2 separate regions of the Homo sapiens genome follow, and region 2 is linked to region 1. A link is a contact called in ENCODE Hi-C or POLR2A ChIA-PET data. All regions are on one chromosome and are shown on one strand. Each heading gives the region's core, a stretch centred on a gene start or an enhancer-like site at or near the end of the contact. The rest is flanking DNA. Distances are from core to core; before and after follow the strand shown.

Region 1 (2,700 bases), core at 108-2,607:
AAAGGTTTTTTCACAGCAGGGTCTCATACATGTATTCTCTGCTTTCCTCTCCTGTGAAATGTTCAGAAACAGAAAGCAAATATTTTTAAAAGACCAATCGATTGCTCCTTGAAAAAATAATACAAATTAATTAGTTTGAAATGTGCAATAAAGGACAAAGAGTTGATAATGTCGTGACTGGAGTTACCTTTTGGGAATATGGTGAAAGAAGTGGTATCAAGAATTATTTGCAAGCGCCAGAGGAGTCAGGCTAGGGGAACAAGGTCAAGGATTTGGGACCCTGTCCCCCTGGGGAGTGTTAAAATAATTAATTTGGAGACAATTAGAGGGCTGTGGCTATGGTGTCCTGGTTTCCTACCCAAGGAAACAGAAATCTAAGTCGAATGAAATTCTTTTATTTGATTTTATATTTTAAAAATTTGTAGTAGTTTTTTGGTCTCAGTCTGAATATGTTCATTTAAAAAAAATTAACAGAGATGGGGTCTCGCTATATTGCGAGGCTGATCTTCAACTCCTGGGCCCAAGCGATCCTCCTGTCTTGGCCTCCAAAAGCGCTGCGATTACAGGCGTGAGCCACCGCGCTCCAGCCTCAAATGAAATTCTTATAAATTACCAGTTTATAAGGAAATAAAATTTAGGGTTAATAAACCACAACCACCAATCCACCTCTGACTACATAAGCAGAAAATGTCCACCTAGATAGAGCAAATAAGGCGACTGCATAACTGTCACCAACCAAGTACTGAATTTGGTTCGCTTCCTCCTGCACCTTACAGCCTTTCCTTCCATTCCCTCCAACGGATCCCCAAGCCACAAACCACGACCGGGAGCTTCTCCATCGATGAGCCGCTGTTTGCTCAAATAAACTCTAAATTTTTAACGGGAGAAAGGCGGGACTGTGGGGGGCGGCCACAGACCGCAGCTCCTGCAACACGAACCACATCCGAGGAGGGATACCCCCATGACCCTCCCGCGGCCCCCGCACCATGTGGGGAGACGCGGGGCTGCGGGGCCGCAGGCGTCGCGCAGGGACGGGACAGGACGACCGGGGTCCCAGCTCCTGGCCCAGCCCCACCTTGCGGCCGAGGGAACTCGGGTCCCAGACCCCGGAGTCGCCGCAGGGAGGCCTAGGTCCCTCCACAGCCGGTTCCGGCCGGTTCCAACCAGCCCCTCCCCCAGGTCTGGGGACGCCTGACCCCTCACACGCACCATTTCTCGGCTTCCAGGTGTCCCGGCGTCCTCCCTACGACTCCCGCGACCTGTACAGGTCACGGCGCGACAGAGGCTGCGGCGGAGACACCTTGGGCCTCTCGGAGAAACGGAGACGCGAGCCCGGGTGGGGACGGTCGCCAGAAACAAAGGCTCCGTAGGGAGGCGCAGGCCCTGCCCTCCTCTCCCGGGCCCATCTGAATGGACAGTTGGCAGGGCCCCGCCCCAGCGCCCCTGATTGGATAGGGTGACATACCCCGCCCCCTAAGGCCTGAGTGACGTAGGAAGCCATGGAAACGTGGCTGTGCGTAGCAGTGTTGACTGGTTCTAGCCACTGCGCCTCTCAGGCCGAGTTTCCTCCCTGCACCCAGCCCGAGGGATATTTGAGGGTTTGTTTTGGTTTTTTTTTTTTTTTTTTTTTGAGACGGAGTTTCGCTTTTGTCGCCCAGGCTGGAGTGCAGTGGCGCGATCTCAGCTCACTGCAATCTCTGCCTCCCGGGTTCAAGCGATTCTCGTGCCTCAGCCTCCCGAGTAGCTGAATTACAGGCACCCGCCACCACGCCTGGCTAATTTTTGTATTTTTCGTAGAGACGGGGTTTCGCCATGTTACCGAGGCTGGTCTCTAACTCCTGACCTCAAGTGATACGCCCACCTCAGCCTCCCAAAGTGCTGGGATTACAGGCGTGAGCCACCACGCGTGGCCTTGTTTTGGTTTCCTTCCTTCCTTCCTTCCTTCCTTCCTTCCTTCCTTCCTTCCTTCCATCCTCCCTCCCTCCCTCCTTTCTTTTTTTTCTTTCAGGGTCTTGCTCTGTCACCCAGGCTGGACTGCAGTGGCATGATCTCGGCTCACTCCAGCCCCAATCTCCCGGGCTCAAACGATCCTCCTGCCTCAGCCTCCCTAGTAGCTGGGACCAAAGTCACGCCCCACCACACTCTGCTAATTTTATTTTGTTGTTGGTGCTGTGTGTGTGACGGGGGTGGGGTGGGTTAGATGGGGTCTCACTATGTTGACCAGGCTGGTCGTGAATTCCTGGGCTCAAGTGATCCTCCTGCCTAGGCCTCCCCAGGTGCTGGGATTACAAATGTGAGCCACCGTGCCCGGCCAATATTTGCATTTAATGCAGAGCTTGCTTCTAGCTTGCCAGAGTAGGCACTGTCTTCTTCTGGCACTCCATGAGCTCTTCCTTCTAATTCCTTCCGGACACAAGGTCACCAGTATGTGCAGGGAACTCCACACTCACTGTGACATGGAGCAATCGCCTTGCCTCAGAACGGGAGGGAGCCCAGGCTAGGCCAGGGAGGACAGGAAGAGGAGGAAGGGCCTGATGTTCCGGGAAACGGGCATTTGGGATGAGGCGTGCCAAGGCTTCCTCCCATACCCTCCGGTCCCTGAAAAAACATCTATACGTGGAAAAAAAAGTAGAAATAACTGAGGTGAGAGGAAGGATGCTCTCTGATGAAGTGATGTGGGATGAGACCCAAAGTAATGTA
Region 2 (2,710 bases), core at 197-2,696, 43 kb before region 1:
TAGGCTGGTCTCGAACTCCTGGACTCAAGGGGTCCACCCGCCTCGGCTTCCCAAAGTGGTGGGATTACAGGCTTCCCAAAATGGTGGGATTACAGGTGTGAGAGACTGTTCCTGGCCCAGGATTAGCTTTTTAAGGAGGGGAATACCAGGGGACTTCTCCCACCCCAGGGCACCTAGCTCCTCTCCTGGGAAGCCCCAACTCCACGCCTCAGGTTGTCCTCTGGGAGGAGTGACCCACCCTCCAAGAAACATGGTAGCTGTGGGCATCTTCAGTCAGCCCCAGGCAGTTCTGAAACCCAGGACCAGGATAAGATGGAGGGTGAGTTGAGGACACATCGCCCTGTAAAGTTTCCAAAGATAAACCTCAACCCAAAGACATTCTCAGAAGGTGTCCGTGCCTCGGGCAGATAAAAGGAGGAGAGGCATAAAGATTGTTTACAGCAAGTGTCAGGTGCTTTTTCTCCGCTTCCTCAAGTGTGAAATGTTCACAAACACACAACAAATCTTTACAAAAAGAGCCATATTTTGCCCTCTTAAAAAAAAAAAAGCCTATTAAAATATTGCGTGTGGCCAGGCGCCATGGCTCACACCTATAATCCCAGCACTTTGGGAGGCCTAGACGGGCGGATCACCTGAGGTCAGGAGTTCAAGACCAGCCTGGCCAACATGGTGAAACCCCGTTTCTACTAAAATACAAAAATTAGCCGGGCATGGTGGCACGCGCCTGCAGTCCCGGCTACTCGGGAGGCTGAGGCAGGAGACCCGCGAGGTAGAGGTTGCAGTGAGCCAAGATCGTGCCACTGCACTCCAGCCTGGGCAACAGAGTGAGGCTCCGTCTCCACCAAAAAAAAAAAAATTATATATATATATTTAATATATATATAATTCATATATACATGAAAAACGTGTGAGGACGGTTGCAGTGGCTCATGCCTGTAATCCCAGCACTTTGGGTGGCTGAGGAGGGTGGATCACCTGAGGTCAGGAGTTTGAGACCAGCCTGGCCAACACGGTGAAAACCCGTCTCTACTAAAAATACATGAATTAGCCGCGCGTGGTGGCGGGCGCCTGTAATCCCAGCTACTCGGGAGTCTGAGACAGGAGAATCGCTTGAACCCAGGAAGCGGAGGTTTCAGTGAGCCGAGATTGCGCCACTGCACTCCAGCCTGGGCGACACAGCGAGACTCTGTCACAAAAAAAAAAAAAAAAAAAAAAAAAAAAAAAAAATATATATATATATATATATATATATATACACACACATATATACATATATACACATATATATATATATACACATATATATATATACACACACACACACATATATATGGCTATGTTTGAAACAAAGCCTGGGGGACGAAGAGTTGACATTGTTGTGGTGAACTGAAGAGGAGGCCAGCTCTAAAACGCGGAGCGGGATCTGGAAATCCAGGGATTTGCTGGCAGCCCTAGGAGAAGCTAGGCCAGGGATCACAGTTGCGGATTTGAGACCCTGCTTCGCATATATCTGGATATCTCAGTAAAAACTCGAGCCCCTTGGAGACAAAGGAGGAACTGGGGACCCCACAGACCGCTGCTCCTTCCACATGAACCCCACACCCGAGGAGGATTCCCCCCATGACCCTCCCGTGTCCCCGCACAATCTAGGGAGACGCGGGGCTGCGGACGCGGAGCTGCCCAGAGAGGACTCCGGAACCTGGGCCGCAGTTGCCGCGCGGGGACCGGACAGGACGCCCGGAGTCCTGGCTGCAGGCCCAGCCCCACCCTGAGGCCGAGAGGACCGAGGACCGAGCTGGGCCAGGGCACTCGGGTCCTCAGACCCCAGAGACAACAGCGAGGAGGTCTGGGTCCCGCCACAGCCGGTTCCGGTCGGTTACAACCAGCTGTACCCTGTCTCGGGAACCCCGGCCTCGGACACTCACCATTTCCCGGCTTCCGAGGTATTCCGGTTCCTACCTACACCTCCGGCTGCCAGTACAGGTTCCAGCCCGACCGAGCAGGGAGCCGAGCGCGGGTGACAGAGAAGACGCCGCGGGCTTTTTCAACCTCGCATCCTCCAGCCTCCTGGACGCCTGATTGACAGTTCTCACGGCCCCGCCCAGCGGCTCTGATTGGATAGTACTCCAGGTCCCGCCCCCTAGGCACTGAGCGACAGAAGAAGTGATCTCCCAGTGCTGAGTGGAGCCAGATGAACAGGTTGCAGACACAGCTCTTGGCATGGGGCGGGCGGGGGAGGGGGGGTTCCTCCCTGGGCAGTGACCTGACCCCTCCCGGGGAATATCTGCATTTAAGAAGAATTCCTGCCAATAGTCTGCGAGCCCTTCCTGCTTCTTCCTCCGGGACTGGGGGGTCACAACTGTGTGCAGGGAATCCCAGACTCACTGTCCAGTGGAGACATCCCCTGGCCTCGGAGCAGAAGGGGAGCCGAGGCCACACAGGCCACACTGCAGTAGGAGAGGGGGTCTGATGTCCTCCAGGGATCAGGAATTTGGGATGAAGCTGCTGGCTGCATGACCAAGCCTTTCTCCCACCTGATCTCTCAGTCTTATTTTTTTATTTTTTATTTTATTTTTTGACGGAGTCTCGCTCTGTCGCCAGGCTGAAGTGCAGTGGCGCGATCTCGGCTCCCTGCAACCTCCGCCTTCTGGGTTCAAGCGATTCTCGTGCCTCAGCCTCCTGAGTAGCTGGGATTACAGGCACGCGCCAC

The links. A loop is a pair of places that touch in the nucleus more often than their neighbours do. ChIA-PET counts read pairs that join two places held with the same protein, here RNA polymerase II (POLR2A). Pooled maps may share reads with other maps.
Region 2: a map of transverse colon shows a loop between it and region 1 (21-fold over the local background). The contact joins the enhancer-like site here to the promoter of ZNF627 in region 1. A Hi-C loop is called at or near these places in 6 of 168 maps with a recorded cell type or tissue (B cell, CD14-positive monocyte, CD8-positive, alpha-beta T cell and 3 more), 14 of 37 single-sample maps with no recorded cell type and 21 of 50 pooled maps. POLR2A ChIA-PET finds 5 or more read pairs at or near these places in 16 of 52 experiments (A673, Caco-2, H1 and 11 more).

The regions. Positions count from the first base shown.
Region 1 is chr19:11,596,140-11,598,839 of GRCh38, reverse strand. It overlaps ZNF627 (zinc finger protein 627), which reads right to left and starts at 1,357. Exons shown (of 4, transcript NM_145295.4): 1 at 1,210-1,357. The coding sequence starts at 1,212. RefSeq lists silencers at 963-1,102, 1,443-1,572 and enhancers at 1,253-1,332, 420-1,418.
Region 2 is chr19:11,639,112-11,641,821 of GRCh38, reverse strand. No RefSeq gene overlaps it. Among named protein-coding and RNA genes, the nearest start is that of ZNF627, 43 kb to the right of the region's middle. RefSeq lists a silencer at 2,061-2,150. Within about 2 kb of position 1,446, at least 13 of the 41 ENCODE cell types and tissues checked have a DNase peak (open chromatin) inside an H3K27ac peak, as active enhancers do; they include A673, PC-3, endothelial cell of umbilical vein and 1 more, where a contact is called at or near this core.